Regions from separate parts of the Mus musculus genome. Here region 2 is linked to region 1. The links are chromatin contacts, found by Hi-C or POLR2A ChIA-PET in ENCODE. All regions are on one chromosome and are shown on one strand. The core of a region is the stretch at or near the end of the contact, and the rest is flanking DNA. Distances in the headings are between cores, read along the strand shown. Region 1 holds the start of Pip4k2a (phosphatidylinositol-5-phosphate 4-kinase, type II, alpha). Region 2 overlaps Pip4k2a (phosphatidylinositol-5-phosphate 4-kinase, type II, alpha).

Evidence for each region. Hi-C counts contacts between places; a loop is a spot of excess contacts on that map. ChIA-PET counts read pairs that join two places held with the same protein, here RNA polymerase II (POLR2A).
Region 2: a map of heart shows a loop between it and region 1 (2.5-fold over the local background). The contact joins the enhancer-like site here to the promoter of Pip4k2a in region 1. A Hi-C loop is called at or near these places in 5 of 37 maps with a recorded cell type or tissue (T-helper 17 cell, heart and v-Abl transformed pro-B cells). POLR2A ChIA-PET finds 5 or more read pairs at or near these places in 1 of 5 experiments (Patski).

What each region holds. Positions count from the first base shown.
Region 1 is chr2:18,995,902-19,001,682 of GRCm38, reverse strand. Pip4k2a (phosphatidylinositol-5-phosphate 4-kinase, type II, alpha) reads left to right here and starts at 3,562. Exons shown (of 10, transcript NM_008845.4): 1 at 3,562-3,831. The coding sequence starts at 3,688. It overlaps 4930426L09Rik (RIKEN cDNA 4930426L09 gene), which reads right to left and starts at 3,364. Exons shown (of 1, transcript NR_024323.1): 1 at 1,879-3,364.
Region 2 is chr2:18,895,584-18,901,364 of GRCm38, reverse strand. The region is part of intron 3 of Pip4k2a (phosphatidylinositol-5-phosphate 4-kinase, type II, alpha); the gene reads left to right. Among named protein-coding and RNA genes, the nearest start is that of Gm33534, 19 kb to the right of the region's middle. Within about 2 kb of position 3,289, at least 1 of the 3 ENCODE cell types and tissues checked has a DNase peak (open chromatin) inside an H3K27ac peak, as active enhancers do; it is heart, where a contact is called at or near this core.

The DNA of each region.
Region 1 (5,781 bases), core at 2,313-4,812:
GTGTGCTGTGGTGTGTGTTTGGAGGAGTCAGACACTGCCTGCAAATGCCAGGTCAGCTGACCTCTGAGCTCCAGGCAGTTTTCTTGTCTCCATCTCTTAGGAGAAAGGGTTATAGATATCTGCTGTGTAGACCAGGCTGGCCTTGAACTCAAATATCAGCCTGCTTCTGCCTCCTGAGTGCTGGATTAAAGGAGTGCGCCACCACTACCTGGCCAGCTTAAATTCTTATCATGTGACTAGAAACTGGGCGATAGAAGACAATCCAGGAAATGCCTGGCTCCTGTGTCATAGTTTTTGAGCCCTAACTTTTCCCTACAGCAGACTAATCATATTGATAGCAACTCAATGGTAGATTCTTGAAAGTGCAGCCACTATCCAGGAATTCCTAGTCAGCTAGGTAAGCCAGAAGGCTGGCCATAGTTAAATAAAAAAAACCTCCAACTAGCTAGTAAAACTAGGGTTAAACCCCAGACAGAAGGAGTTCATGTATCCTAATTGGAGCCTGCTTAATTGTATTTGTATTCCACGTATTATCTTTTAGCTAGGTGTGACAGTATATTTTCTTTAATAACGGTCTTCCAAGTGTTTTGAATGACCATGTTATAGAACATACCAAGTAAGAGGGAATGGACTTATCTTACAGCTTGCTGTGATTTCTACCTAAAGCAGTCAAAAGGGCCTGGGGCTGTGGCTCAGTTGGTAGATTCCTTGCCTGCCACACACAAAATAGGGGTTTCTGGTACAGACCTATAATCCCATCAATTAGGATGTAGAGGCAGGAGAACCAGGAATTCAAGGCCATCCTTAGCTACATAACAAGTTTGAAGTTGACTTGGGTTACATGAGATCCTATTTCAAATAAAGGAAAGTCACAAATACAACCAAGATAAAATTAAACCAAGAAAGCTGATGATTTCTCCCCGCCTTAGAGAATCCTACGCAGAATTTTCAACTGAAATATTTTTATCAGAAGTGTGGTATATTTAAAGAAAATCAAATCATATGTAGTAATGCACACCTTTAACCCCACCACTCAGAAGGCAGAAGCACATGGACCTGTGACTTCAAGGCTAGCCTCCTCTCCATATAGGGACTTTCAGGCTCTGCAGGGGTGGGGTGGGTGGGGAATCAGAGCATCTACTCCCCCACAGAGTCATTTCTGGTTGGATGCCCGAGTCATTGTAAAACCTTTAACATTGTCGTTTTGATGAAGAGCTTCAAACTGCTTTATGAGAGTGTGCCGAGTTGGTTATAGTAAGAGAAGAAATAAAGTAACAGCTGCAGGAAGCAAAAACAACTCAGCGCCAGGAGCCTTTCAACATCATACATTTTCCTGTTAGTAGTTGTCCTTTGAATAATTCCTTGCTTAGAGAAGGACCTCAGCCTCAGAACCAACAGCAAAAGAGTTCGAAGGCAAATAGATGTGACTCCCTTGACTGTGGAAGCAGCTTGCGAAGTCAATGAGTCAGGATTCAGCAGGATGTTATCAATGTTTCTGATTATACCTTTGTTTTCCCATCCTTGTTTCTGCCCCTCCCAGGAGAGATGGTGACCTCTGGTGCATCTGTGCCCAGGTTTCTCTTTGAAGGGTTGCCTAACAATGCCCAGAGGTGTCCATTTCCTGTTCTTGTAGGCTCACCCAGCTCTTTGCTGTCATTGAATTCAGTTTTTCAGCAAGCCCATTGTCTTGCATTATTAATATACAATTAAGTACATTACAGCTATTGTGAACAAATAAAGAGATACAGAGGCATTGAAGTGGAAGGATTCATTTCAACCAGGAGGAAAGGGTAATTGTTTTCAAGGACAAGGGCTGGTACAGGTTTCTGTGGAGGGGTGATGAAGAGCAATAATCAATGATGATGTGAAGCTCTTGAGTCTGGGTCAATGAGAATTTATTAAATAAATGAACTCCCAACTGGTTAACAACAATATGAATGCTTATTTCCAACACAGGAAGAGAAATGAAACAACTTGTAGGCTGTGTAGGGTGCTGAATTTGGTTGTAGATTCTTGTGAAAGGATGCCTGTGGGCAAGCTATGAAAATTGGTTTAGATAGACTCTTTTCTGAGGTCAGGCGACAGTTTATGAGTTATCAGTAAGATAAAGACTGTACAGCCCCACAGCCCCTCCACCGCCCCCAGACAGGGTTTCATGGATACCTGGCTTGGCTTGAACATACCTACCTACCTGAGGATTATATTGAATTTCTGATCCTCTAGCCTTGCCTCCTGAGGGCCAGGATTACAGGTCTGCAACATTGTGTACTTTTATCTACTGCTGGTTTTGAGTGTAACAAACAATCTATAGCATAGTCCCTAAAGTGACCTTTGTGTCAGGCTATACCTAGTCACACAAATAACATCAGTCTCTGGTTAAATGATTTGGTCAACTAGTGGAACTGTGGGTCAAGTTTATGACTTCTCAGCATTAATTTAGGCTGGTTTTGTTATTATCTTCACCCCCTTTAGCCATTAACAATGGTGATGCTTGGTACCAGAAGAAGCAAGGAATCATTGCGGCGGCGGGGCGGGGGGGGGGGGGGATAGTATTAACAAGTTAGAATGACCAAGGGGATTTTGGGGGCAACCGTGCTGAAAGGTCAAATGAAGAAAAGGAAGGTCCGCACAGGATCTGCTCCCTTTTTGTTCCAGGCGTTACTCTTTGTCTTCTTGAAAGATCTAAGGACTGTAGACTTGCAACAACAAATGCCAGCGTAAGGACGACTAATTTCAGTGTGGGGTGGTAGTGGTGAAAGGCTAAACATTTTCAAATCAGAAGGTGCATGTCCAGAATAAGAGAAGGAAGGGGTGGCCTGCAAAATGATGGGTTCCAAGCAAACGGTCCAGACTGGGGCATGGCTGTCTTGACTAAAGCAGGGGTTTCAGTGAAGAATCCCAGAGTAGGTTGGGAATGACATTCTAGTATCCGATAGCATGGGAAGGCCCAACCAGGATACAAAAGGTTAGGAAGTTCAAGGCGGGGACTCCCTGGCAGACAGTTGACAAAGAGGAGCCAAGGTCCTTTCCCTAGATGCTGGGGAAGCCCGGGGCCCCGAAGAAGCGCTCTGGGTCCCACGAACTCGCCAGCCCTTGGCACGGGAAGCGGAGGTTCCCGGACATTCCTGGCTGCCCCATGCATCTGGGGGCTCCCTCCTCGGAGCTCCCTTGGCTCCGTATCCTTTCCTTGCTCCTCCCCAGGAGCGAGAAAGGCATGCTCACGCGAGTCTCCACACTCCGCAGCAGCCTCCCCAGACGGATCGCGGCCGCCAGGAGAGTGCTCGTCTTAGCACCGGTGGCGGAGCGCACAGAACAGCTTAACGGTCCGGCATCCGCATCCGCACCCGCCCCGCCCGTCGGCGCCGCTGCCCCGCCCGCCTCTGCGTCATGACGCTAGCGCCCAACGCGGAAGCCGCCCGCCGCCTGGACCAGCCGAGGGCTGTGCGCCGAGCCGCGACGGGCGGGAGCCGGCGGGGGCGCGAGGCGAGCGCAGCTGCAGCCTAAGCGGCCGAGCGCGCGGAGCGGGCGGAGCGAGCGCCCAGGACTGAGCGCGGGCGGAGCGGGGCTGGAGCAGGCGCGCAGCGGCGGCCGCCCCGGGGGATGCAGCTGCCTCCCCGGGCTGGCGTGTAGGGAGGGCGGGTCCCCGGCCTCGGCGGCGCGGCGGTGGAGGGGACCGAGACTGCGACCATGGCGACCCCTGGCAACCTGGGGTCCTCCGTCCTGGCGAGCAAGACCAAGACGAAGAAGAAGCACTTCGTGGCTCAGAAAGTGAAGCTGTTCCGGGCCAGCGACCCGCTGCTCAGCGTGCTCATGTGGGGGGTCAACCATTCGGTAAGGCTCCTCTGCGGCGCGCTCCTCTTGCTCCTCGGGCTCAGCCTCCCGGCTCTGCTCCTCCTGCTGCAGCGGTGGCAGGGCGGGGACCTCTAGCCGGCTAGCTCGGTCGGTCCCGGGCCCTCTGGCCACTCGCCTCTTGGGGTACCCCTAACCCCACGACAAGCGTCCATCTCCTGGGTTTCTCCGGCGGCGCTTGCGCTCCCTTTGGAACCCAGGGAGGGTGCAGGATGAGAAGCATTCTCTGTTCTGTGCTTCTGAGCCTCTCCGCGGCTGTCCTGTCCCGCATTCGTCCTCCCGCCGGTCGGTGCTCGCTGTCCGCGAAGTGGGAAGTTTGTGCGGGGACCGACTCTGTCTCAGCTATCAGTCCTGGCGGGGAACCGCTCAGGGCCCAGTCCGAGCGATCGCTCCACTTGTCTGGGACCGATGGGCCCTCCTGCCCTGAGCGGGTGGGCAGGTGAACCTGTCCCTGTCAGGAAGAGTCCGGAGCTTCTCGGAGATAGGACTGGAGTGAATCAGAAGATTTTGGGCGGCAGCTTGAGAGCTTAGCTTTCTTTTTTCCTTTAAAGGCAGTATTGTCAGACTCTAGGAGAATTTTTTTGGGGGGGTGGGGGGTGGGGGTGGGGAAGACGGGCAAAGGAAAAAAAAAAGCAACGTAAATATGGCCCTGGTGCTGAGCGTCTTCTCTTCATCCCTTCCCGCATCGCCCAGCTGCTGTGCCCTTTCCAGACCTCCTGGCGGGGAGTCTTCCTCCCTCCCCCTTGCTTCCTCCCCTCCTTGGGGAGCCAGGCAGAAGTCACAGACTTCTGCAGAAGGATGGCCTTGGTGGTGATAGTCGGAGGGGGTCCCGGCGGTCGCGAGTTCGAGGTGGTCTAGAGTTAATTACATCCATTTTGGAGGTTGTTTAAAAGACTGTCGGGGTGCGCGTTGGGGAGGGTTAGTCTAGCGCACAGCTAGGGATGTAAGGAGGTGCGCGGCTGCAGACTCTGCGGACTGCGGTGTGGGGGGCTGAAACAGCGTCCTGCTGATCTGACAGCGAGAAAACTCCTGCAGCTTTAATCTTCTTAGATGGGCTCAGGAAACGTGATAGGCGCTGTTGGCTGAGCCTTGAAAGTTTCAATGAGCTTGTGAATTTTGACCATGACCTTACCTACTGCAGTCAGCCAGCTTCAGAGAGAGAGCTTGAGCCTGCTGCTCTGCTTTTGTTTTCAGTGGATGCCCAGGTGTCCCTTTCAGCATAATGTAAGTGACAGAAAGCCAGCGTGGTTTTTGCACTCTTAAATTAACAGAGTTGTTTAAAATGGCTCAGTATCTTTTATTTATAGTTTTCCTCCCAAGCAGAGCTGGAGAAAGGTGAAGCAATATGAAGATGATTGTGTTTATCTGGAACGTTTTAAAGAGTTGAGAAATCTATTACTTTACTGCTGGGTCTACTGGGGTTCATTTTACTGACATCTTTAGCTGTTAGGAATGTCAACTGTTAAAACAGCAGACAACAATGCACCCCCCCCCCCCCGTTTTATTTCAGAAAGCAAAGTTACAGTTTTCCATTGCCATAAGTCTCTAATTTAGTTATGTTTGGTTTTGTAAAGTTCTTTTTGTTATTTACCTTACTATTAGCAACTTCCTAATTATTGCAACTGGGCACGCACGGTTAATGCAGGTTGGGCGTGGACCCATGTTTACGGCCCCTTTAAATCTCCTTTTGGAATTCTGGTGTTTTGGTTAGGAGTCTATGTTTAAGTAGTGGCAACAAAATGCTGCTGGGGGTGGGAGTGGTGGGAAGAGTGACTGAGAATGTCTGGAAAAAGTTGCCATTGGGCACTTCACTGTAACATTTGGGTTGCTACCTTGTGTTTATTTTTGAGTTGCTACATTTGTTTTCCAGTTACTCTACTTGGAAAATACCGACTGAAAGATGGTGGGAACACCGAGTGTTACTTACTGTTG
Region 2 (5,781 bases), core at 2,040-4,539, 100 kb after region 1:
TCACAACTGGGTAGAGAGGGAGCTGCAGATGGGGAAGTTGCCAGGCACACAAGGAGAGCATGATATCAAGTCTGAAGACCTCACCTTATCTGCAGCTAGCAAGCAATTTTGTGGATTTTGTGCAGGGGAGAAGAGATGTATGAAGTCTGCTTTTGTTTTTTGTGAGTATATGTGTATATGATTTAAATACGTATGTATTTATGTGCATGTATGTATATGTGTTTGCATGCATGTGTGAATGCATGCAGAAGCCAGAAACTGGTGTCTGGTATCTTTCTGAGTTGCTATCCACTTTACACATGGCCTCTCCCTGAATCTGGAGCTCACTGGTTTCACTGAGAACCCCCGTCTCTTGACTTTATGTGGATGTGTGTAGATCCTAACTCAGGTGGCAAGTACTTTATCTACTGAGCCATGTCCCAGACCCTGAAATCTGGGAAGGGGGTAGTAAATAATTTTTAAAAGTCTTATTTTTTATTCATGTTTACGTGTGTATGCCACATGAGTGCAGGTACCCACAGTGGCCAGAAGAGGGCATCAGGTGCCCTCTTGTGATCAACCCTACATGAGTAGGAAGAGCAGCAGGATTTTGAGTCATGGAAGGGAATTGGGAGTTTAATGCAAGAAGAGAGGGGAAGATAAAGTTGAGTTTCTGACCTGTGGCTTGGAGATCATGAAGTACACACAAGACTGTTGGCCACTCAGTAGGAGTCTGGGGGAGAGGCCCAGCTCCAGGAAGCTTGGCCATAGGAACCCTTGTGGGAGCCTTCCTGGATTCTGTCTCTCGACAGTCATACCGAGTGTCCCCACCTGTATGTTCTTGCTCTGTGCACTGTTTCAACTCTTGTCTCTTCCCCTCTGGGCTGCTGGTATCTTAGTTGGGCTTTTATTGTTGTGAAGAGACGCCAAGGCCAAGGCAACTCTCTTATAAAGGCAAATATAATTGAGGCGGGCTTGCAGGTTCAGAGGTTCAGTCCATTATCATGGCAGGAAGCATGTCAGCATCCAGGCTGACATCTTGCTATTGAAGTTGAGAGTTCTATATCTTGATCATCAGCCATGAGGAGACTGTCTCCCACAGGTAGTCAGCAGGAAGGTCTCTTTTGCCCTGGGTGGAGCTTAAGCATAGGACCTCAAAGTTCACTTGTACAGTAACACACTTCCCCCAACAAGGACACACCTACTCCAACAAGAACATACCTCCTAATAGTGTCACTTCCCATGCGCCAAGATTGTTCAAACCACCACAGTTTTTGGGTTTGTCCAGCTCACTCTTGCAGTTTGTTCTCCCTGGATAGCCACGTTCCGCATTCCCATGGGGCCCTGGGTAGTTACTCCATCCTGTTCGTGGACACTTGGGCTAAAACACACAGGCATTCCATCTCGGATGCTCAGCCTTAAGAAGCATAAGATGCACTCCACATCACCCCAATCTGCATCCCGTTTCTTGGATGTTTTCCTCTCTTCTCTGAAAGTTGAGAAGATGATTCTCCTCCCTCCCCATCACAGTGTCTCTACCCCTCCTTCAAGCACTGTTTTCCTGCTGGGCCTGTGTTTCCTGCCTGGAACCTGCTGTACATCCCCGTGTGCAAGCAAGGTAAACACAATGTTTCCATTTCATGAGCCTCGGAGCATCTAGTGTTAGAGCTCCAAAATCAAGTCCACCAGAGAGTTTAAAACACTGTTCTCATAATGTTCTGTGAGGCCCCTGCACCGTGTTCTCTGTTACCGTTCATTGTAGTCTTTTTCTCTGATAGTTGTTTCATTATTGATAAGCATTAAATGTTTTGCTGTACTGTAAAACGGAAGCCATTCTGTGTTTAGGGTCACTGCTCCCACTTCCTTTAATAAGAACTTAACACCAGGCTTTGAGCACAGTCCACCTTTAATGACTCCACAGTGATGGTCAAGTTAGCTTGTTGGTCTTTAACATTCTCATGATATCAGAAGCCCACCTGTGCTTGCTCCCATATGTCCAAGGGAAACCCAGAATACAACTCTCTGAGGGATAATCGCTCTTTCCTTCTGACTCTGTGATCTGAGGCATGGAGTCATAATCCTGAGTTGTCAACAGGTGTCTAGGCTTCTGGTTCGTAAAACAGGTGCCCACACTGGGAAAAGAACGCTTCATGAGAGTCTAGATGAACCCTGGGTCTTCAGCCACTATGCCCATGTTCACCCACCGTGGTGGGTCTCAGTTTCATCTGTGATATGGGATAGGGGTGGGGCAACAAACTTTCCCAGGTCTCTCAGCTAAGCTCCATCTTCACTCTGTGTTTCCCGCCTGTCATATCCTCCACCACTCTCTGTTGCCATGATGTCCTGCTCAAGCCCTGGGTCCAAGCTGTACTAAGCACTCCCAAACCTCTAACCCAAATAACACCTTCCTACTTAAGTTGTTTTGGTCACAGTGACTTAAAGAGTTACAAATACAGCTTCTTGTGCATAATATTGACAGCTCCTCCTAGGAAGCTAAGTGCTTTCCCACATTGGAGCTTGGTAGAACGGATTGTTTTTCAAGTAGTCTTCCTTTTGACTAACGTTTTTTAAAGGTTCCGCATATGATTTTTTTAAAATAAAACCTACATTTATTTATTTATTTATTTATTTATTTATAGTGTGTGTGAATTATGATAAGGAGTGGGCTGAGGTGCCACAGTACACAAATGGCAAGTGTGCAAATGTGAGATGTCAGTGTCAATAAGTGTGTAAGTGTCAGAAGACAACCTCAGTTCTTTCTTCCATCATGTGGTTCTCAGGAATCCAACTCGGTCATCAGGCTTGGCTGCAAGCACCTTTCCACCCTGAGACATCCCGCTGGCCCTTCACAAGTGACTTTTGCCAGAATGTGCAAGCTACAAGTAGCAAAATAGCAAAACTATATGGAGATAGGAGATTAGGTCAAGAGAGTTAAGTGTGAAAAAATGCTTGGTATTTTCAACGAAGGTGCTGGGGGAAGTGACAGTTACTAAAGCAGGATGTTTTATGAGAACTATAAAGGACTGGTGATTGGAATGAGCTAATTAAATTGACCTTTATGATTTCTCCCCTTTTGGAGGCTCCACTAAGCCTGGACCTCCCACTGTGGAAGTAAACACCCTCGGTGCCCACCATTAGAGGAGGAGGGTGGGAAGGAGGGCACTGTTAATCCTTTTCTGAAAGCGGAAGGACAGTAAATTTCCAATTATAAATACGGGAAGACCATCGCAGGGGAACTTCCCTCATTAGCTTGCTTTATTTCCTGTCGAGGGCTGCCAGAACACCAGAGCCTCAAACACAGCTGCTGAGGCTTGAGACAGGATATCAGATGTCACAAGACATATCTATGGAAAAGGGAACTTAAGTACCAACTTGTATGATTGGGTTTAAAAGGGACGTCGTTTTATCTGCCCATCACCATAGCTTTGTCTTAGAACCGCAGCTTTCATCCAGATAGACATTTTACCCTCAGCTACCCAGAAAGCCAGAGTCAGCCTTAGAAGCAACATCTGCTGCCTGTGACTTGTCCCCCACAGTTACAGCTCAGCACTGGAATGAGCAGAGGTCACTTGTGTCTCCGTCCTCAGCCTGGGTCAGCCTGGGGTCTGTAGCTTTCACAGCTGTGCCGCCCATGGCCTCGTGCAGTGATACCTGTGTTTCTGGGCCATTGGATAAAAATGTGTGGGCCAACTGCAGCACCTTTTAACTGTGAAATGTCCAGATCAGGCAAATGTACCACAACAAGAAACCCTCAGAAGGGGACAGAGAAAGGGAATCGGAACAGAAATGTAGACAGGTTGCTAAAAATGCTGTAAAAAGGACAGGACAGTAGCTGCACGGCTTTGCAAACTCACGAAACCTTCTGAGTTGGACGCTTTAGGTGAGTGGTATGGTCTGTGAGTGGTTTCTAAGTAAAGCCACCGAAAAGGAATGTTTAGAAATTGGCAGGGCAGCTCTGTGGATAAGGGCACGTGGTGCCAATCCTGATGATCTAAGTTTAATTTCCAAAACCCACATGATAGACAAGAACAGTTACCACACAGGGCCATACACATATGCGCACAAGTGAGTGTATGTTTACTTAAAAAGTAAGAGAATGTCTAGGGGCACAGGAGATGTGCCTCAGTAGGTGTAGTGTTTACCGTGAAAGAACGAAGACCTGAGTTTTGATTTCAGGCAGCCACATAAAACAACATACTTCAGTAATCCAGATGCTGGAGAGGAAGAGGCAGGAGGGTGCTGGGGGCTTGGATAGCTAGCCAGCCAGCCTAGCCAAACTGGTGAGCCTCAGGTTCAGTGAAAGACCAAGACACCTGGCATCAACTTCCGTCTTACATACATGTACACACACACATTCACATGTATCCATGCATATACATTACACACAGATAAAATTCATTTATTTTTAGAAAAGAAATTCAGAGTTTAAAATTAGTTTATACTTAATGTGAGACTTTTTATCAATATTGATTTTGTCTGCTTTTTTCTTGGAACAAGTTAGAACATTATATCTACTTAGGACAACTTTTAAAGACTGATAGTTTATGATATGAAATTACCAAATGTAAAGAAGGAAAGCTATAGCCAATGAATATAGCATATTTTGTAGTTTGTGTACATTTATCATTAGTTTTTCTGTTTCATAAACTAAGAGGAAATCGTTGGCCATTTCCCAAATCTCTGGGAATTAACAACACCAATTTATCCTGATTAATAATTATAAAAGGAAGCCGGAGACCGGTCAGTCCAGCTGTGTTTCTCTGCAAATAAATGGGTCTGGTGGGAGTAGGGGCATTGCTGTTGGGCTGTGATTTGTACTGAGTTGTTTTTATTGCAGACCCTTTTGTCCTGCCCCGTGTTGCCCTGACTCCCATCTGTAGCCTTTAGTTTGAGAAGATGCTGTGCTGTAAGCACAGAAGGACCTTGGGTGGCCCTGCTGTGTCAGCTTTCCTGGGAGAGGTGGGAATATTTTCTTTTTCCAACAACAAACTGAAGAACCAGTCTGACCCAAGTCTAGCCCAGTAAAACACTGTGTTTATTAGAGCTACCTCAGGAGCATGGATTATCCTGAGACAGCTGCTTCACTGAAAGTCCCATCCCGTGGGTGACAGCTGCCCAAAGCTGCATGGGTGGAGTCCCTTCTTTCTCCTCTTGTCCTTAGCCTTCCCAAGGCTCCGTCCAGCTGGAGCAGGATTAATGACAGCTGGGGGAGGGAACATGTGGCAGAATCTCTGACCACGGTTTAATGACTCTCCCATCCCCTTCCCTCGCAGGAGCATCAACAAGCCCTTCTTGTCAAAGTCTTATTGGGAAGTCCCAGCTGCTCCGATTTAGATGGTAAAGGTCATACTGTGCCCCGAAACATCTCCCCACAGCTGGGGGTTCTCAACTTGAAGCTGCTCCTTTAAGTGGTTTGACTGCTTTGATAAGAACGTCTTGTAGGAAGGGAATATAGAAGATGATCACCTGTCACTTGGAACTGATCCGTGCAGAACGTTAGATTAGAATGTTAATCTTATTTCAGGGTGGATAACTTGTCCAAGCTTTATCTAAAGCTAGGAATTTGAATTTTCAAGGGAGCAGATCTCTCCAAACCTGGGGTGGGTTTCTGTGGGTTGATTTTTGTCTGATACCTTTTCCTGAGGAATCATGAGTGCATAAGAATCCTGAAAAGTAAGTGTTGTAATTTGGGAATGGAGATTATGAGTAAACCAAAAGTGGCGCTTTTCATCCTTGATTGGATCAGATCTGAAAGTTTTGCTTTTGTATCCATTAATTTAAAAGATTTTTAAAAATAGCACT